2 separate regions of the Homo sapiens genome follow, and region 1 is linked to region 2. A link is a loop called in an ENCODE intact Hi-C map of the cell type or tissue named here. Cell type or tissue: mucosa of descending colon. All regions are shown on one strand. Each heading gives the region's core, and the rest is flanking DNA. Links, peaks and the distances in the headings are about the cores only. Region 1 overlaps ARPIN-AP3S2 (ARPIN-AP3S2 readthrough). Region 2 overlaps ANPEP (alanyl aminopeptidase, membrane).

The links. Hi-C counts contacts between places; a loop is a spot of excess contacts. Peaks named below come from ENCODE experiments on the same cell type or tissue, not always from the same donor. Only the 100,000 strongest peaks of a DNase experiment are listed, where the experiment ranks them.
Region 1: it touches region 2 in a loop (2.6-fold over the local background); 6 of 110 quality-filtered maps call a loop at or near these places.

Annotation. Positions count from the first base shown.
Region 1 is chr15:89,846,357-89,856,870 of GRCh38, reverse strand. All of the region lies in intron 8 of ARPIN-AP3S2 (ARPIN-AP3S2 readthrough), which reads left to right. All of the region lies in intron 4 of AP3S2 (adaptor related protein complex 3 subunit sigma 2), which reads left to right. It overlaps MIR5094 (microRNA 5094), which reads left to right and starts at 6,150; the gene lies at 6,150-6,234. RefSeq lists enhancers at 5,105-5,154, 7,466-8,665. In mucosa of descending colon, for the core only: no CTCF peak of the experiment used is centred there; a DNase peak (open chromatin) is centred at 4,063; H3K4me3 peaks cover 389 bases.
Region 2 is chr15:89,779,899-89,790,412 of GRCh38, reverse strand. ANPEP (alanyl aminopeptidase, membrane) reads left to right here. Exons shown (of 21, transcript NM_001150.3): 21 at 4,912-5,518. The coding sequence ends at 5,064. Among named protein-coding and RNA genes, the nearest start is that of MESP2, 8.8 kb to the right of the region's middle. RefSeq lists enhancers at 5,364-6,026, 6,027-6,688, 6,689-7,351, 8,416-8,475. In mucosa of descending colon, for the core only: no CTCF peak of the experiment used is centred there; DNase peaks (open chromatin) are centred at 4,822, 5,262, 5,622 and 6,052.

The DNA.
Region 1 (10,514 bases), core at 3,003-5,502, 68 kb before region 2:
GACAGAGTCTTACTCTGTTGCCCAGGCTGGAGTGCAGTGGCATGATCTTGGCTCACTGTAACCTCTGCCTCCCGGGTTTAAGCAATTCTCATGCCTCAGCCTCCTGAGTAGCTGGGACTACAGGTGCGCACCACCACGCCCAGCGAATATTTTTTTTTTTTTTTTTTTTGAGATGGAGTCTCACTCTGTCATCCAGGCTGGAGTGCAGTGGTGTGATCTTGGCTCACTGCAATCTCTGCCTCCTGGATTCAAGCAATTCTCCTGCCTCAGCCTTCCGAGTAGCTGGGATTACAGGTGCGCACCACCATGCCTGGCTAATTTTTTGTATTTTTTTAGTAGAGACGGGGTTGCACCATCTTGGCCAGGCTAGTCTTGAACTTCTGACCTCATGCTCTGTCCACCTCGGCCTCCCAAAGTGCTGGGATTACAGGCGTGAGCCACCACGCCCAGCCCTAATTTTTGTATTTTTTAGTAGAGACAGGGTTTCGCCATGTTGGCCAACCTGGTCTCAAATTCCTGACCTCGAGTGATCCATCCTCCTCAGCCTCCCAAAGTGCTAGGATTACAGGCGTGAGCCACTGCACCCAGCCAAGGCCCATTTTTTAAAACCAAATTCTAATTAGACCTTGCCTTTGAAGGTTATGACTTGTGCATACTGGCTAGTTTCGGGGTGGGCTCACTTTTCACTTTGCCTTTGCTCCCTTGGGAGATAACCTCTGGGTGCACTCAGGAGGAACTAGGAACCCTGTGTTCCTCAAGTGGGATTCTGCATGAATTGCCTTTGTGGGCTTCTGACTCTACCAGATTCTAACTGTGTAATTTATGCAACCCTCTTAAAGACCTCTTTGTGCCTCAGTTTTCTTCAGTTGTAAAACAGGGATGATATCACATTTCATTGATTCTTTTTTTTTTTTTTTTTTTTTTTAAAGGACATATCATATTTATTCATACACATGCTGGAATTATTGGTGCAGACATTTAAATACATTTTCTTTGAGAAAGTCCTTTTTTTTTTTTTTTCTGATGGAGTTTCCCTCTTGTTGCCCAGGCTGGAGTGCAATGGTGCAATCTCAGCTCACAACAACCTCTGCCTCCTGGGTTCAAGCAATTCTCCTGCCTCAGCCTCCCAAGTAGCTGGGATTACAGGCATGCACCACCACGCCCAGCTAATTTTTTTTATTTTTAGTAGAGACGGGGTTTCTCCGTGTTGGTCAGGCTGGTCTTGAACTCCTGATCTCAGGTGATCTGCCCGCCTTGGCCTGCCACAGTGCTGGGATTACAGTCGTGAGCCACCACAGCTGGCCTGGGAAAGTCCATTCTTTTTTTTTTTTTTTAATTTATTCTTTTATTGATAATTCTTGGGTGTTTCTCACAGAGGGGGATTTGGCAGGGTCATGGGACAATAGTGGAGGGAAGGTCAGCAGATAAACAAGTGAACAAAGGTCTCTGGTTTTCCTAGGCAGAGGACCCTGTGGCCTTCCGCAGTGTTTGTGTCCCTGATTACTTGAGATTAGGGATTGGTGATGACTCTTAACGCGCATGCTGCCTTCAAGCATCTGTTTAACAAAGCACATCTTGCACCGCCCTTAATCCATTTAACCCTGAGTGGACACAGCACATGTTTCAGAGAGCACAGGGTTGGGGGTAAGGTCACAGATCAACAGGATCCCAAGGCAGAGGAATTTTTCTTAGTGCAGAACAAAATGAAAAGTCTCCCATGTCTACTTCTTTCTACACAGACACGGCAACCATCCGATTTCTCAATCTTTTCCCCACCTTTCCCGCCTTTCTGTTCCACAAAGCCGTCATTGTCATCCTGGCCCGTTCTCAATGAGCTGTTGGGCACACCTCCCAGACGGGGTGGTGGCCGGGCAGAGGGGCTCCTCACTTCCCAGTAGGGGCGGCCGGGCAGAGGTGCCCCTCACCTCCCGGACGGGGCGGCTGGCCGGGCAGGGGGGCCAACCCCCCCCCCCCCCACCTCCCTCCCGGACGGGGCGGCTGGCCGGGCGGGGGGCCGACCCCCCCACCTCCCTCCCGGACGGGGCGGCTGGCCGGGCGGGGGGCCGACCCCCCCACCTCCCTCCCGGACGGGGCGGCTGGCCGGGCGGGGGGCCGACCCCCCCACCTCCCTCCCGGACGGGGCGGCTGGCCGGGCGGGGGGCCGACCCCCCCACCTCCCTCCCGGACGGGGCGGCTGGCCGGGCAGAGGGGCTCCTCACTTCCCAGTAGGGGCGGCCGGGCAGAGGCGCCCCTCACCTCCCGGACAGGGCGGCTGGCTGGGCGGGGGTGCTGACCCCCCCCACCTCCCTCCCGGACGGGGCGGCTGGCCGGGCGGGGGGCTGACCCCCCCCACCTCCCTCCCGGACGGGGCGGCTGGCCGGGCAGAGGGGCTCCTCACTTCCCAGTAGGGGCGGCTGGGCAGAGGCGCCCCTCACCTCCCGGACGGGGCGGCTGGCCGGGCGGAGGGCTGACCCCCCCACCTCCCTCCCGGACGGGGCGGCTGGCCAGGCGGGGGGCTGACCCCCCTACCTCCCTCCCGGACGGGGCGGCTGGCCGGGTGGGGGGGCTGACCCCCCCATCTCCCTCCCGGACGGGGTGGCTGGCCGGGCTGAGGGTCTCCTCACTTCCCAGTAGGGCGGCCGGGCAGAGGCGCCCCTCACCTCCCGGACGGGGCGGCTGGCCGGGCGGGGGGCTGACCCCCCCACCTCCCTCCCGGACGGCATGGCTGGCCAGGCGGGGGGCTGACCCCCCCACCTCCCTCCCGGATGGCACGGCTGGCCGGGCGGGGGGGCTGACCCCCCACCTCCCTCCCGGATGGGGCGGCTGGCCGGGCGGGGGGCTGACCCCCCCCCCACGTCCCTCCCGGACGGGGTGGCTGCCGGGCGGAGACGCTCCTCACTTCCCAGATGGGGTGGCTGCCGGGCGGAGAGGCTCCTCACTTCTCAGACGGGGCAGCTGCCGGGCGGAGGGGCTCCTCACTTCTCAGACGGGGTGGTTGCCAGGCAGAGGGTCTCCTCACTTCTCAGACGGGGCGGCCGGGCAGAGACGCTCCTCACCTCCCAGACGGGGTCTCGGCCGGGCAGAGGCGCTCCTCACATCCCAGATGGGGCAGCGGGGCAGAGGCGCTCCCCACATCTCAGACGATGGGCGGCCGGGCAGAGACGCTCCTCACTTCCTAGATGTGATGGCGGCTGGGAAGAGGCGCTCCTCACTTCCTAGATGGGATGGCGGCCGGGCGGAGACGCTCCTCACTTTCCAGACTGGGCAGCCAGGCAGAGGGGCTCCTCACATCCCAGACGATGGGCGGCCAGGCAGAGACACTCCTCACTTCCCAGACGGGGTGGCAGCCCTCATTGATTCTTTAGACTCACTTTTTGGGTACCATTTATAATTTTAACATCTCAAATCAAGATTTTTCTTATAATCAATGGTATGTCATTTTTCTTTTGTAGTAGCACATAAAAATAGTATGTTTTACAATCAGTGAAGTCTTAGATTTGATATAATACAGTAATATCCACCATTCAATTATTTGAGGATCGGAATTAGTGAATAATTGCTTAGTTCAATAAATGGTGAATTTGTCTTTATTTTTACTTTTTTCCTACTAGTCTCTCTGCCTCCTATATTGTGCCTTAAGACTATCCTTTACACACCTTCCTAATGATATATTTAAAAATGTATTTTTTACTAACTCCCTTGCTGATGTATACCCCCAGCTGCAGTGATTCTTAAGGAGAAGGACATGCCTCACTCCCCTCCACCACCTTCCTCAAAACCTTATGATAGTTCAGTGACACTGAGTGATTGAGGGAAGTGTGTTATTTAAGTGAATTTTCATGAATTTTTTTTTAAGTTGGGGACCACTGCCAAAAGGGTGAAGCTGCAGCCCCTTCTTATGTACAAAGACCTCCATGAGCATGCCCAGCCTGCCTGTCTAGCCTCACCTCTTGCTTTGAACTTTACACTCCAGTGATACTGAACTATTTTTGTAACTTGTGTTTAGGGATGTTACAGCTTTGGAAGTCTTTGAGCCAGCATGTAAAGGGCGAGCAGGTGGACTGGGGCACAGGGCTGTTCCATGGGCAGTGATTTAGAAGGAGCAGGAACTGTGGGGATGGAGATGGTCTCCTTAGAAACAGTTTTATGGGATCTAGGTGTGGCATTTGGACTTTTTTTCTTTTTTTGTTTTATGGCCAAATTGTGCTTCACTTATCTGCCTGCCTATGTGGTTGCCTTAGGCAGAGTGATAGAATCCCAGGGTAGAGGGCAGGGACTTACTCTGTGTTGCTCCAGAAGACACAGGTAGGATCGGGGGTGGAAATTATTTGATGCTTGTTGTAGCTCAGTACAGTTAAAAACTCTCTGACAGTTGTTGCTGCTCAACAGCCCACTGAGCAGCTTGGAAACAGTAGTGAGCTCTCTTCATGGAGGCGAAGGATCTGTCACCAGAGTGAAGGATCTATACTGTTGCAGGAGCCAAAGAACAGAATCCTGCACTGGGAAAGAGGTTGGTCAAGATGACTTTGATTATAACTACCAAATTAACCAACATCCGAGTACTTACTAAGAACTAGGCACGTAATAGATAGCTAAGTGCTTTATATACAGTGTCTCATTTATTTCCTACATCATCTTTTTTAATCTTTAGAATAAGCCTGGCAGCTAAGAACTCTGGTTCTCCCCATTTTACAGATGAAGAAACTGAGGTTTATTGGTAGGAAGCCTCAGTTTCTCTAAGGTCACACAGCTGGTAAGTGATAGAGCCACATTCAGATCCTGGACTCTGATTATGGACCCGCTCCCTCTACACTCTGCAATGCTGCCTGTAGTATTCCCGCCTGCTTTGACATCCTAAATGTGGGGAAATGTGTTTGTGTCATGTTTTCTTAGCAGATAAGCAACCAAGGAAGGATGAAATTCAAAAGGACAAGGTCTGGATCTTTTTCTGTACTTAGCACTGTGCTTGGCATTTGGGATCAGCAGTGCAAACAGGTAGTAGCCAAAGGAGGATGAAACACTGGGTTAGAAAGAAAAAGTCCTGCTAGAACATTAAAAAAAAAAAAAATGATTTCACGGAGAACCCTGACTCATAATAGGAACTGGTTTTTTTAAAAAAGGAAGTAATAATATGTAGTGAGTATACTTTACTGCAGTCAACTATATATATTCAAAGAGCATAAAATATGAAGCCAGTGAGTGAGTGATCCTTTTATTAATTAAAAAAGAAGTTGAGTTGGGCGCGGTGGCTCATGCCTGTAATCCCAGCACTTTGGGAGGCCGAGTTGGGCAGATCACAAGGTCAGGAGTTCAAGATCAGCCTGGCCAACATAGTGAAACCCTATCTCTACTAAAAATAGAAAAATTAGCCAGGCGTGGTGGCACATGCCTGTAATCATAGTTACTCAGGAGGCTGAGGCAGGAGAATTGCTTGAACGCAGGAGGCGGAGGTTGCAGTGAGCTGAGATCGCACCACTGCACTCCAGCCTGGGGGACAGAGCAAGACTCTGTCTCAAAAAAAAAAAAAGAAGATGAATTAGTAGAGCATGAAGAATAATGAATGAGTTGCTAGGTAATTTGCCATTCCCTCTGCCTGGATGCCTTTTCCTCCAATTGCCAGTTAGTTTTAAGGCCACCCTTCTCTGAAATAACATAGTACTTTGTACTTGGGTCATGGTATTTATCACAGACTTCCTTTTATTATAGTTAATTCTGTACATGTTTAATCTTTCTTACTTGATTCTAAGCTCTTTAAGGACAGGGTCCACATCTTATCTTCATTTCCTTCTTCCAGCTCTTAACAATCTGTGATGTTAAGCATATTTGAAAATAGACATTGTTAGAGATTATGTTCTTTTAGTGAAAAATCGGCCAGGTGCTGTAATCCCAGCACTCTGGGAGGTTGAAACAGAAGGATTGCTTGAGCCCAGGAGTTTGAGATCAGCCTGGGTAACATGGTGAAACCCTGTCTCTACAAAAAATACAAAAATTAGCTGGGTGTGGTGATGCAGGTCTGTGGTCCCAGCTACTCTGGAGGCTGAGGTGGGATCACTTGAGCCTGGGAGGCCATGGCTGCAGTGAGCCATGATCACGCCTCTGCTCTGCAGCTTGAGTGATAGTGACAGAGCAAGACCCTGTCTCAAAAAAAAAAAAGAAAAAAATCAGTGAATGCCTTGAACCTAACACACTGCCTTTTATGTGGTAGGTACAGTGGGCTCACTGAAACATTCAACTTGTTCAACTCTATCCATTTGTCCAAAAACAAAAAGGAAATGAAAAATTCTAAATACAGTACGAATATGCCCTCAATTCTACTTAATTAGTATATGTCTGGAATGAGTGTGACATGGAAGATTTGAATCTGCTCTTCTTTGCCTCTGCTCTCATGTGCCTGTGCTCATGTGTATCGTAGAGTGCTTAGAGTGATTCTAATGCTTAAAACAAATTTTCAATCTCTGTGGCCCCTAAACCAGCCAGCCGTTTCATCTGATGTGTAAGACAAGGCTCCACTGGATTCATTCATTGCCCACTGAAACAATGTATGATCCTGTGAGTGAAAGAGAGAAAGAAATCAATGGCTAGGGATTGAATGTCTTGTGGAATTTTATGACAAGAAGACATCTAGGGAAAACCATGGAAATGTCCAGTCTGAAGATCAAACAGTTCATAAAAGTGATTCAGAAGACACTAAGAGCAGGTGAAAGGGAAAAACAGAACTTTACAAAGCAAAGTTGCTTTCTTGGCTTGCTTTCTTCAGAGCTGCTTAGGACCAGACAGCTCTATGTGCCTGAGAGTTCCTGAAGGAATCTTAGCATTAAAATACAATTTACCATGAAATACTATGCAGCCATAAAAAAAGGATGAGTTCATGTCCTTTGCAGGGACATGGATAAAGCTGGAAACCACCATTCTCAGCAAACTAACACAAGAACAGAAAACCAAACACGACATGTTTTCACTCATAAATGGCAGTTGAACAATGAGAACACATGGGCACAGGGAGGGGACCATCACACAACAGCACCTCTCGGGGGTAGGGGGCTAGGAGAAGGGTAGCATTAGGAGAAATACCTAATGTAGATGACCAGTTGATGGGTGCAACAAACCACCATGGCACGTGTATAGCTATGTAAAAACCTGCATGTTCTGCACATGTACCCCAGAACTTAAAGTATAATTTTTTTTTAAAAAAGTACAATTCATAGGCTGGGCGCAGTGGCTCATGCCTGTAATCCCAGCACTTTGGGAGGCCAAGGTGGGCAGATCACTAGGTCAGGAGATCGAGACCATCCTGGCTAACATAGTGAAACCCCCGTCTCTACTAAAAATACAAAAAATTAGCCGGGCGTGGTGGTGGGCGCCTGTAGTTCCAGCTACCCAGGAATCTGAGGCAAGAGAATCACTTGGACCTGGGAGGTGGAGGTTGCAGTAAGCCTAGATCGTGCCACTGCACTCCAGCCTGAGCGACAGAGTGAGACTCCATCTAAAGAAAAAAAAATACAATTCATTACTTAGATATTAACAATGAGCTGCAAAAAAAGCACTCCCCCCAAAAAAAGCCCAATTACATTTAGAATATTCTTTTTTAGAAGTCATGGGAGTGTGTAATACGCTTTTAAAGTTTTCTGTTAAAATGATTTAATGGTGATTTAATGTCTCTTTCATGCATATTGTTTTGTCTCCCTAGCTAGAAGTCAACTTTTCAATGAAGTCAAGTATGCCTGGTACTTGTTAATGTGTTCCATGTTGTTCACTGTAGTTACACCTACATAGACATCCAGCCAACAGTCATTGAGTCTAATTACCATATGTTCATTTTTAGGTAAAAGAGATGCAAGGGAATGAGGATAGTCAGTCCTTTGCTTGTCTTAAAACACCGATAAAACATTGGACTTTGGAATGAAAGTACGAGTAAGAGAGAAAAAGGCATATGTACCAGGTCCTCAATACTACTCATAAAGATATCTTCTTCCTCTTTTCATTTCTTTCTAAAATGTATAATATGGGAACTAGAGTCTGACTCTGGGCCAAGATGACTCTCAGATGATTTTCTCTTCCCGTCAGTGCTGAGTCACCTCAGAGCGTCGTTACCCTTTGGCTCATTAATAGCCACCATGCCCCCAAGTATAGACAAGAAAATGATGCATTTCCCATCTCTCAACAATCTCTTCCCTACTTATTTTCTGAAGCCCTTTCCTAGGAATTAATGAAACCAGCTATGCCACGAAGGAGTAGAAAAAGCTATCAGCCTGGGAGGCCAAGGCAGGCGGATCACAAGGTCAGGAGATCGAGACCATCCTGGCTAACACGGTGAAACCCTGTCTCTACTAAAAATACAAAAAATTAGCCAGGTGTGGTGGCGGGTGCCTGTAGTCCCAGCTACTCCGGAGGTTGAGGCAGGAGAATGGCATGAACCTGGGAGGCGGAGCCTGCAGTGAGCCAAGATCACGCCACTGCACTCCAGCCTGGGCGACAGAGCGAGACTCTGTATCAAATAAAAAGAAAAAGCTATCAGCACTCAGCTTTTTATATAGTAGACTAGAGTCTTGTCAGTGATTAACAATTCTTTTTCAAAACTTGAGTGTTGCAGTATTGGCATCCTCATGTTTTAATACAAGCACTGTGACCATGCTCTTTTATATTTGATTAGTGTTTTTGTCTTCTATGTATAACACAGTTATTTTGAGAAAGACTCCACAGTAGGAATGTGAGCCTCTGTCTTTTGTAGCACAACAGGCATTTGCCCTACAGTGCAAGGGACCTGGAGAGGGATTGATCTAGATTAGAGGTTTCTATGGATTCGATTAAGCTTGGGATGTGGCATGCATTAACATGCTGCTAGTGTCTCAAAAGATTTTACTTATCCTCTCTGCCTGTGAAATTTTCGGTTAGATGGAATCCTGCCATCCCAATACAGAACTGCATTTTATTATAGAAACAGTATTGTTCATATTAGGTGTAGTGGCAGGGGTGCTCTCTGGTACCACATTTTGGGTAGCTTTATGGATTTAAGTCTGCTTTCATGAGCTGCTAGCCTTGAAAATCTTACTTATTACCTTTATAGAAAAATGCATTGTAAATTTAAATACTTAAACATTTGGAACATGACCAATTTAAGGTTTGGAGACTGTGTTTTTACTAGAGTAAAAGGTAATTTAAATACCTTGCTTATGCCTTCTTGTTTATTATCTTCAGGTACCAGATCAGTCTGTTTTTAAGTGATCTCTGTTGACATGGGATTAGATTCAGAACTTTCTTTGATTTCAGTGAGAAACAACCAGGGATGGAACCCTTGAAGAGCATGGAATCCTCTGTCCTTCCGGAGGGTTGTTGCAACTGACTTGTCCCCACCCCTAGTAGTTCTAGAGCTAGGTTCCTGAGGCACATCTGTATCCTTGAAGAAACACTTTTATTTTTCTTCTTAGATTCAATTCTGATATGAAACTAGCAGACTCATTTTAATCTACTTTTTTTTTTTTTTTTTTTTTTTTTTTTGTAACAGGGTCTCGCCCTGTCTCCCAGGCTGGAGTGCAGTGGTGCAATCACTGAAGTCTTGACTTCCAGGCTCAAGTGATCCTCTTACCTCAGCCTACCGAGTAGCTGGAACTACAGGCTTGTGCCACTATGCCCAGCTAGTTTTTAAACTTTTTTTTTTTAGAGAGACAGAGGTCTCACTATGTTGCCCAGGCTGGTCTTGAACTCCTGGGCTCAAGCAATCCTCCTTCCTAGGCCTCCCAAAATGCTGGGAATACAGGCATGAGCTGCTATGCCTGGTCTTAATCTACTTTTGTCTGCAGAGGTTAACTTTGTGTTGCAGACAGTAAGTAGGTCCAGTTATAGAAGCAAGTACCTTCAAGGGATGGAGGATGAGGTGATAGCATCCTAGAAAAGAAAAAATGAGGCCAGGCGAGGTGGCTCACACCTGTAATCCCAGCACTTTGGGAGGCTGAGGTGGGCGGATCACCTGAGATCAGGAGTTTGAGACCAGCCTGGCCAACATGGTGAGACCCCATTTCTACCAAAAAATACAAAAATTAGCCAGGTGTGCTGGGCGCAGTTGCTCATACCTGTAATCCCAGCACTTTGGGAGGCCGAGGCAGGCGGATCACAAGGTCAGGAGATCGAGACCATCCTGGCTAACACAGTGAAACCCTGTCTCTACTAAAAATACAAAAAATTAGCTGGGTGTGGTGGCACACGCCTGTAGTCCCAGCTACTCGGGAGGCTGAGGCAGGAGAATTGCTTGAACCCGGGAGGCGGATGTTGCAGTGAGCCGAGATCGCACCACTGCACTCCAGCCTGGGCCACAGAGCGAGACTCCGTCTCAAAAAAAAAAGAAAAAAAATTAGCCGGGTGTGGTGGCATGTGGCCTGTAGTCCCAGCTACTGGGGAGGTTAAGGCTGTAGGATCGCTTGAATCTGGGAGGTGGAGGTTGCAATGAGCCGAGATCATGCCACTGTATTCCATCCTGGGCGACAGAGTGAGACCATGTCTCAAGAAAAAAAAAAAATAAA
Region 2 (10,514 bases), core at 4,287-6,786:
GCCAAAGGGGCACTCCATTCTTCTCCCACGTGGCCCTGAGGGAGCACAGGCTCCACGCCGCCAGGCCTTCCTCATTTACAGAGGAAGCCGAGTAGCCAGACTTTGGAAATGTTGATAATTCAATTTAAAAAATTCATCTTGGGATTTTTGTATAGGCACAAAAGGGAAGAGTGGTATAATGAACCTCCATGTACCCGTTACCCAGGTTCAACAATTATCAACATTTTGCCAGTACTTTTTCCGGGCGGGCAATTTTTAAGCAAATCACTGATCATGTAATTTTACCTCTAAATAATTTAGTCATATGAAAAATAAACGCATTCTTTTATTTTTTTTATTTTTTATTTTTTTTTTGAGATGGAGTCTTGCTCTGTCACCCAGGCTGGAGTGCAGTGGTGCGATCTGGGCTCACTGCAAGCTCCGCCTCCCGGGTTCACGTCATTCTCCTGCCTCAGCTTCCTGAGTAGCTGGGACTACAAGTGCCCGCCACCGCGCCTGGCTAATTTTTTTGTATTTTTAGTAGAGATGGGGTTTCACCATGGTCTCGATCTCCTGACCTCATGATCTGCCTGCCTCGGCCTCCCAAAGTGCTGGGATTACAGGCGTGAGCCACGGCGTCCAGCTTTTTTTTTTTTTTGAGACTGAGTCTCGCTCTGTCATGCAGGCTGGAGTGGTGCAGTGGTATGATCTCGGCTCACTGCAACCTCTGCCTCTGGGGTTCAATCAATTCTCCTGCCTCAGCTTCCCGAGTAGCTGGGATTACAGGCATGCGCCCCCACACCCGGCTAATTTTTGTATTTTTAGTAGAGACGAGGTTTCACCATGTTGGCCAGGCTGGTCTCGAACTCCTGACCTCAAGTGATCCACCCACCTCGGTCTCCCAAAGTGCTGAGATTACAGGTGTGAGCCACTGCGCCCAGCAATAAAGGGATTCTTAAAACATAATCACACTGTCCTTAGCAAACCCAGGAAAATGATTATCTTCTTACTATCATATACCCAAGGCATATTCAAATTTTCTAAGTTGTTTATAAAAGGTCTTTTTACAATTGATATATATGCTTGAATTAGAAGCTTGACAAAGTCAACTTGGATTAAGTTAGTTTGTCTTTTTTAAAAATTGAGATATAATTTGCTGGGCGTGGTGGCTCACACCTGTAGTCCCAGCACTTTAGGAGGCTAAGGTGGGTGGATCACCTGAGGTCGGGAGTTCCAGACCAGCGTGGCCAACATGGTGAAACCCTGTCTCTACTAAAAATACAAAAATTAGCTGGGTGTGGTGGGGGGTGCCTGTAGTCCCAGCTACTCGGGAGGCTGTGGCAGAATAATTGCCTGAATCCAGGAGGCGGAGGTTGCAGTGAACCAAGATTGTGCCACTGCACTCCAGCTTGGGCGACAGAGTGAGACTCTGTCTCAAAAAAAAAAAATTGATATATAATTCATGGACCATCAAACTCACCATTTTAAGTGGTTTTCAGTAAACTAACAAGGTAGGGTGGGTGGGGTGCTTCATGCCTGTAATCCCAGCACTTTGGGAGGCCAACGCAGGAGGATCCCTTGAACCCAGGAGTTTGAGACCAGCCTGGGCAATATCATAAGATCTCATCTCTAAATAAATAAATAAATAAATAAATAAATAAATAAATAAGCTGGGCATGGTGGTGCATACCTGTAGTCCTAGCTACTCAGGAGACTGAGGTGAGAGGATCGCTTGAACCAGGAAGGCAGAGGTTGCAGTGAGCGGAGGTGGTGCCACCGCATTCCAGCCTGGGTGACAGAGCAAGACCCTGTCTCAAAAAACCAAAACCAAACCAAACCAAACAAACAAACAGAAAAAAACCATGTGGTACAACCATCACTACTGTCTAATTCCAGAACATTTTTATTACGCCAAAAAAAAACCTTGTACTCATTAGCAGTCACTCCTTATTCCTACCTGGTCCCCTCAGCCCCTGGCAACCACTAATATACTTTCTGTCTCTATGGATTTATTACCTATTCTGGATGTTTCATAAAATGGAATCATATACACACAGCCTTTTTGTGTCTGTCTGCCTTCTTTCACTTAGTGTAATGTTTTCAAGATTCATGCATACGGTAGCAGGGATCATTCTTTTTTATGGCTGAATAATGGTCCATTACATGGATGTACCACATTTTGTTTTCAGCTCATCATTGATGGGCATTTGGGTTGTTTCAGTCTTCTGGCTGTGATGAATATCATGGACCTTCACGTGCAAATTTTGTACAAACATGTTTTAATTTATCTTGGGTATACACCTAGGAGCGGAATTGCTGGGTCATTTGGTTACTCTGTGTTTAACTTTTTGAGAAACTGACAAAATGTTTTCCAAAGCAACTGTACCATTGTCCATTCCTATTAGCAGTGTATCACATGAGGGTTCTAATTGCTCCATGTCTACACTTATCTCTCTTTCCCTCTTTTTTTAGTATAGTCATCTAGTGGGTAGGAAGTGGTATCATTATGGTTTTCAGTTATATCTCCCTAATGAGTAATGAATGACATGATGTTGAATATTTCATGTGCTTATTGGCCTTATACACATTTGTGTATCTTTGGAGAAATGGGTAAAACTGACTATTTTTCTTTTCGAGAGAGGGTCTTACTATGTTGCCTAGGTTGTCCTTAAATTCCTGGGCTCAAGCAACCCTCCCACTTCAGCCTTCTGAGTAGCTTGGATTACAGGCATGTGCCACTGTGCCCAGTCTTTTGCTATTTTAAAATTGGGTTGTCTTTTTATTGTAAGAGTTCTTTATATATTCTGAATATTAGACCCTTAATCAGAGATAGGGTTTGCAAGTATTTCTCCCATTCTATGGACTGTCTTTTCACTCACTTAATAGGTCTTTTGATACCCAAAATTTTAAATCTTGATGAAATCCTATTTATCTGTTTTTTTTCCCTTTGGTTGCTTATACTTTATGTATCATATCTAAGAAAGTATTGTCTAACCCAAGGTCATGAAGATTTATACCTATTTTTTTATTTCAAAAAAATTTTTCAAACCCACAAAAGACCTGACGATGTTTTTTCTAAGAGTTTTATTGGCCAGGCATGGCGGCTCACGCCTGTAATCCCAGCACTTTGGGAGGCCAAGGCAGGTGGATCATGAGGTCAGGAGTTCAAGACCAGCCTGGCCAAGATGGTGAAACCCCGTCCCTACTAAAAAATACGAAAATTAGCTGGATGCAGTGGCGGGCGCCTGTAATCCCAGCTACTCGGGAGGCTGAGGCAGGAGAATTGCTTGAACCCGGGAGGCGGAGTTTGCAGTGAGCTGAGATCGCACCACTGCACTCTAGCCTGGATGACAGAGCAAGACTCTGCCTCAAAAAAAAAAAAAAAAAAAAAAAGAGTTTTATTATGTTTTCACTCAAACGTAGGCATTTGATCTATTTTGACTTAATATTTGTATATGATATGAGGTTGGGGTCCAACTTCATTCCTTTTGCATGTGGATATCCGGTTGTCCAAGTCCCATTTGTTGAAAAGACTGTTCTTCTCCCACTGAATGGTCTTGGCAACCTAGTTGAAAATCAATTGACGGTAAATATAAGGGTTTGTTTTTGGATTCTCAATTCTATTTCATTCATCTATATTTGCATCCTTATGCCTGTACCATACTGTCCTGATTACTATAGTTTTGTAGTGAGTTTTAAAATTGGGAAGTGTGAGTCCTCCAATTTGCTTTTTTTTTTTTTGAGAAAGGGTCTCACTCTGTCACCCAGGCTGGAGTACAGTGGTGAGATCACAGCTCACTGCAGCCTCAACTTCCCAGGCTCAGGTGATCCCCCCACCTCAACCTCCTGAGTAGTTGGGACTATAGGCACATGCCACCATGCCCGGCTAATGTTCTGTATTTTTCTGCAGAGACAGGGTTTCACCATCTTGCCCAGGCTGGCCAACTGTGTTCTTTTTCAATATTGTTTTGGCTATTCTGGGTCCCTTGCAATTTCTTATGCATTTTAGGATCACTGATCAATTTCCGCAAAAAAAAAAAAAAAAAAGTAGTTAAAATTTTGATGGGATTGAATCTCTAGAGCAATATGGGGACTATTGCCATCTTAATGATGCTAAATCTTCCAGTCCATGGACACAGATTTATTTGGGTCTTTTTTCTTTTTACTTAGGTGTTCTTTAATTTCTTTCAAAAATGTTTTGTAGTTTTTGGCATTCCAGTCTTGCACTTATTTTGTCAAATTTATTCCTAAATATTTTATTCTTGTTGATGCTATCGTAAATGGAATTGTTTTCTTAATTTCATTTTCAGGTTTTTCATTGCTAATGTATGGGAATACAATTGATATTTGTGTATTGCTCTTGTATCCTGCAACCTTGCAGAAATCATTAGTTCTAATAGATTTTTTAATGGATTCCTTAAAATTTTTATGTATGCAAACATGTCATACACATAGTTTTACTTCTTCCTTTCTGGATTCCTTTCATTTCATTCTCTTGGCTGATTGCCTGGCTAGAACCTCCAGGACTGATAACTCTTCTAATTTGTAGGAGTATTTTTTTTTTAAACCCATTTATTTACTGAAGCAACTGGATCATTTGTGGTATAGAAATTTCCACATTTTAGATTTGGCTGGTTGCTTCATTAGCCCCTCTCTACTCTCTTGATTGGATTGATATTATAATAAAATATTACACCTGAAGGCCAGAATCTCCCTGAGCCAGGTTTTGCCTGGGATTGTCATTTTGCAACCTCTGTGTTCACAAGGACTTTGCCCGGGAGCAAGGTGGACGTCCTGCCTATCCCTGGAACAGGGTGTGGTCCCATCCATGGGGACTCTAAAGTGGGAGTGGAAAGCCAGAGGCCTGAGAGAGCTCCTCCTCAAGGCTGTTAGGGACCCAGCCGGACTGAGAATCTTTTGTTTTTCTGGCAGCTGGAGCAGTTCAAGAAGGACAACGAGGAAACAGGCTTCGGCTCAGGCACCCGGGCCCTGGAGCAAGCCCTGGAGAAGACGAAAGCCAACATCAAGTGGGTGAAGGAGAACAAGGAGGTGGTGCTCCAGTGGTTCACAGAAAACAGCAAATAGTCCCCAGCCCTTGAAGTCACCCGGCCCCCATGCAAGGTGCCCACATGTGTCCATCCCAGCGGCTGGTGCAGGGCCTCCATTCCTGGAGCCCGAGGCACCAGTGTCCTCCCCTCAAGGACAAAGTCTCCAGCCCACGTTCTCTCTGCCTGTGAGCCAGTCTAGTTCCTGATGACCCAGGCTGCCTGAGCACCTCCCAGCCCCTGCCCCTCATGCCAACCCCGCCCTAGGCCTGGCATGGCACCTGTCGCCCAGTGCCCTGGGGCTGATCTCAGGGAAGCCCAGCTCCAGGGCCAGATGAGCAGAAGCTCTCGATGGACAATGAACGGCCTTGCTGGGGGCCGCCCTGTACCCTCTTTCACCTTTCCCTAAAGACCCTAAATCTGAGGAATCAACAGGGCAGCAGATCTGTATATTTTTTTCTAAGAGAAAATGTAAATAAAGGATTTCTAGATGAGTGAGACTCATTACTAAACTAAAGCAGGAGTGGGTCAATACAGCAGCTGGGGAGGCCGGGTGGGGGAAGCTGGGTGCATGCGGAGCACCGTGGAGTCTGGGACCCCAGAGCACAGGAGGGGAGACGTGCCCAGCCTGCCGGCCCTTCCTGCAGGTGCCCTGCGCCTGTGCCTCCATGTCTGCCTGCAGGACTCCGGGCTCCTTTTCATGCTCTATTGACTGAGCTAGCTGGGTGGTTTGCAGGGCTCCTTTTATTCCTATTCTGATGGCAGCTGGAGCTGCTGGGTGGTGGGGAGCTGTGGACCCAGTGCTCCCGCAGTGAGTGGTGAGAGGGGCCCTGGCAGAGCGCAGGGAGTGCTCTCCAGGAAGCACCCTCCTTAACATGAGGCAAGGGTGCAGGGTGCTGGCCGTGCCCCTCTTCCTGCTCCACGGGAACACCTGGGATACCTGGGACAATGCGGGACAGGTCTGTGCAGTGAAGGCAGCAAGCACAGGGTCCCATACCTGGTGCCACCCTTCACTGGCCAAGGGCACGCCCCACCGTCTTCCGTGGTGGAAGGGTGGAGTGGGGTGTGGGTACCAATGCATAAAGAGGTTGTTTTCTAGAGCAGCACACAGGGATGGGCTGGGCTGAGGAGCAGGCAAACCATGGGGTGGGGACAGCTTTGCCAGGCTCATAAAGTGGGGGCTGTGCCCTCCACATCGCCTGGGGCAGAAGATGGTCAGGGCCAACTCTGAGAAGGCCTGGGACCAGCGCAGCTCCACGCACACATTGGCCCTGGTGAGCATTTCTTGACAAATGGAGCCCCACTGTGGCAGGCTCCCCTCAGCCTCTGCCCCGCAAGGCCCAGTTGAACATCCAAGGCTGAGAGGAGGGGGAGAAGGCGGGAACAGCCACAGGGGTCCTTAGGAGTCACCTCCAACAGACACCCACAGCCAGCTCCGCAGGCTGGAATCATGGAGTCCAGCAGGTCTGGTTTCAGTTTCTTAGACAAGGGACCCACATGCCCAAGCCTAGGTCTCATCTGCACAACGAGGCAGTGTCAGAGCTGTTGGGCTGGTGTGTGGATTGAAGGAGATACATGTACTTAGCAAATGGCCTGACGCATAAGGAGAGCTGGGTTTTATTATCACCCTTGGCCCTCTTCCCCCTTGTGAGAAGCAGGCAGGCCTGGGGCCAGGAAGGCCCCCCATCCCCCACCACCATCTGCACATCAAAGAGTAGGGTGAGCTAAGGGCGGAGGCCAGCCCGGATGATGGTGCTCTGTCCCTCCACCAGCCAGGAGGCTCCCTGGGCCGCCCCAGATTAAGCTCCGCCAGCCACTTTGGGCCAACCCTTCCTGTCGCCAGTACCCAGCGGCCGTGGCTGGCACTTGACCTTCTGGGGACCAGCTGTGGGAGGGGCCGGCCTCACCATCTTGAGTTTCTAATGGGCTCTAGGATCCCTGGACATTGCAGAGGAGAGAGCTGGCCTGCCAGGGAGAAGAGTTTATGCACATTATTTCATTTAGTTCTAAACCGTACCATGAGATAAGGAATATCTTTATGTCAGCTTTACAGATAAGGAAACTGCAGGGCAAGGAGATGAAGTCACAACTCAGTAGAACTGAACTGGAACCACTGTCTGGCTTTACTCCCTGCACAGAAGTGGAAGCCAGTTCTCCATCTGGAGCTGGGGTGGAGTGCGTGACGTCTATACTGCCATGCTTGTGCCGTTACTGGAAAGAGGTCTCGATCCTTGGAGCCCATGCAAGAAAGAATTCAGGGCAAGTCCATAAAATGAAAGCAAGTTATTAAGAAAGGAAAGGAATCAAAGAATGGCTACTACACAGGCAGGGCAGCAGCATGGGCTGCTCAACTGAGTAAACTTAAGAGCTATTTCTTGATTTTTTTTTTCTTTTTTTTTTGAGACGGAGTTTCATTCTTGTTGCCCAGGCTGGAGTGCAATGGTGCGATCTTGGCTCACCACAACCTCCGCCTCCTGGGTTCAAGCGATTCTCCTGCCTCAGCTTCCCAAGTAGCTGGGATTACAGGCATGCACCACCATGCCCGGCTAATTTTGTATTTTTATTAGAGATGGGGTTTCTCGACCCCAGGAGATCCGCCCACCTCAGCCTCTCAAAGTGCTGGGATCATAGGCGTGAGCCACCGCGCCCAGCCTTATTTCTTGATTATATGCTAAACAAGGGGTGGATTATTCATGAGTTTTTTGGGAAAGAAGTGGGGATTTCCCAGAACTGAGGGTTTCTCCCTTTTTTAGACCATACAGGGTAACTTCTGCATATTGCTGTGGCATTTGTGAACGGTCATACGCTGGTGGGAGTGTCTGTTAGCAGCTAAGGTATTATAATCAGCGCATAATGAGCAGTGAGGATGACCAAAGGTCACTTTTGTCACCATCTTGGTTTTGGCGGGTTTTGGCTGGTTTCTTTACTGCATGCTGTTTTATCAGCAAGGTCTTTGTGACCTGTATCTTATGCCGATCTCCTGTCTCATCCTGTGACTAAGAATGCCTAACCTCCTGGGAATGCAGCCCAGCAGGTCTCAGCCTCATTTTGCCTAGCCCCTATTCAAGATGGAATCGCTCTGGTTCAAACACCTCTGACGATGCCACCTGGCAGTGTACAATGCTGGCACTCATCAGGACCTCCATGGCTGATCCTGGAATGCAGTGAGGATACACAGAGCCAGAGGAATGCCTGCAGAGCCTTGGTCAAGGTCAAAGAGCAGGAACCAACTAGAACTCTGGCGGCTGATTCCCTGCCCAGCGCTCTTGCCTGCCCTCAGCACTCAAGTCCAGCAGGAATGGAAGGTGCTGAGGCTCTGTAGGCAGCAGCCTTGGTGGCTCCTCTGACTCAGCCTTTCGAGACTGTGGAGTCAGCATAGCTAACGCAATCTTTCATTTTCTTTTTCCTTTTTTTGTTTTGTTTTTTTTTTTTTTTGGAGACAGAGTCTCACTCTATCGCCTAGGCTTGCAGTGGCACGATCTCGCTCACCGCAACCTCCACCTCCTGGGCTCAAGCGATTTTCCTGCCTCAGCCTCTTGAGTAGCTGGGATTACAGGCGCTCACTACCACGCCAGGCTAATTTTTTGTATTTTTAGTAGAGACGGGGTTTCACCATGCTGGCCGGGCTGGTCTCAAATTCCTGACCTCAAGTGATCACCCCACCTTGGCATCCCAAAGTGCTGGGATTACAGGCGTGAGCCACCATGCCTGGCCTCAGTACTCATTTTATTGAGCACTTACTATGTGCCAAGTATTAAAACCCTGAGAGGTAGGTCTATTATTGTCTCCACTTCACAGTTGAAGAAACTGAGGCTCAGGGAGGTTCCAAAGCTTATCTGTCAGTCTCACTTGGTTACACAGCAAGTAAGAGCCGAGTAGAATGCGCAACCTGGGCCCCAATGCTGTGTGTCTACTCTAACCTTGCCTGGATTTTTCTCATCCTTCCAGCTGTGGCTGACAGCCCCTCGGGACAGCAGGGCCCTAAGGGCAGAACCAGAGCACTTCTGGAAGGTTAGAGGAAGAAGGTACCTCAGCACCACCCAAGATAGTTCCTCCTTTAGGAACTGTGAAAACTGAAGCTCAGAAAGAGTGACTTGCCTGATGCCACAGGGCGTGTCAGAGGCAACGGGCAACCTTGCAGGATGAGAGGGGAAAGCCCCACACGCCAAGAGCTCAAGCCCAGGAAATCAGGCAGCTCATGCTCTGTGCTGCCTCTCCCTTTCTCTCAAGCTGGACTGTTGCAGTGGCCTCCTGCCTGGTTCCATTTCTATGAAGCGGCCGAAGGGACTGAGAGCAGACTTCTTACCAGCTCACCCCCAACTCCCAACCCTCAGTGCTGCCCATCATTCGGGAAACGGAGGCCAAAACCTCATCACCCACCACGTGGAACTCCCCACAAACTTGCCTCCAAGCCCCTTTCCGGCTCTGTTTGCCACTTTTCTCTGTCATCTCTAGACACTAGACGCTTCTGTTTCGACTTGGCTCATGCTGTTGCTCCTGCCTGGACCTCTCTTCCCTCACTCCTCTTGATAAACTCCTGCATATCCTTCAACACCCAGCTCCAAGGTCACCTCTTCTGCACTCTCTCCTCCCTGAGTCAGCAGATACAGAAGGAAGTTACCACCACTGCTGGCTCCCATGCCCACGGGAGCCTTTGCTAATAGATCTTGGCATCCTTTTCCCAAGATCCTGGCAGTGCCTCTTACTCTTAAGACACCGCAATCAAGGCAGCAGGACTAAGGAATCAGGTAACTCAAGAATGAGATGGTACTGCCAACCTCGCCTCCCACCAGGTTACCGCATCCTGGTCCCTAAGCACCTCACACAAACCCCCATCCTTGTGTTTAGGACCTGGGCTCTGATCATTTATTTCCCTGTAATTCACATTAGTTGGGGAATATTTTCTCTCTGGCACCTAACACATGGTGTTATGGGCTGAATTATGTCCCCATAAAATTCCTGTATGGCTGAGCGCAGTGGCTCATGCCTGTAATAGCAGCACTTTGGGAGGCTGAGGCGGCTGAACTGTGTTCCCATAAAATTCCTATGTCTGGCTGGGCGTGGTGGCTCACGCCTGTAATCCCAGCACTTTGGGACGCCTTGGCGGGTGGACCATTGGAGGTTAGGGGTTCAAGACCAGCCTGGCCAACATGGTGAAACCCTGTCTCTACTAAAAGTACAAAAAGTAGCCAGCCATGGTGGCAGGCACCTAGGCCAGCTACTAGGGAAACTGAGGCAGGAGAATCACTTGAGCCTGGGAGGCAGAGGTTGCAGTGAGCTGAGATCATGCCACTGCACTCCAGCCTGGGCGACAGAGTGAGACTCCCTCTCAAAAAAAAAGAAAAAAAAAATTTCCTATGTTTGGCTGGGTGTGGTGGCTCACACCTGTAATCCCAGCACTTTGGGAGGCCGAGGCAGGTGGATCACTTGAGGTCAGGAGTTCGAGACCAGCCTGGCCAACATGGTGAAACCCTGTCTCTACTGAAAATA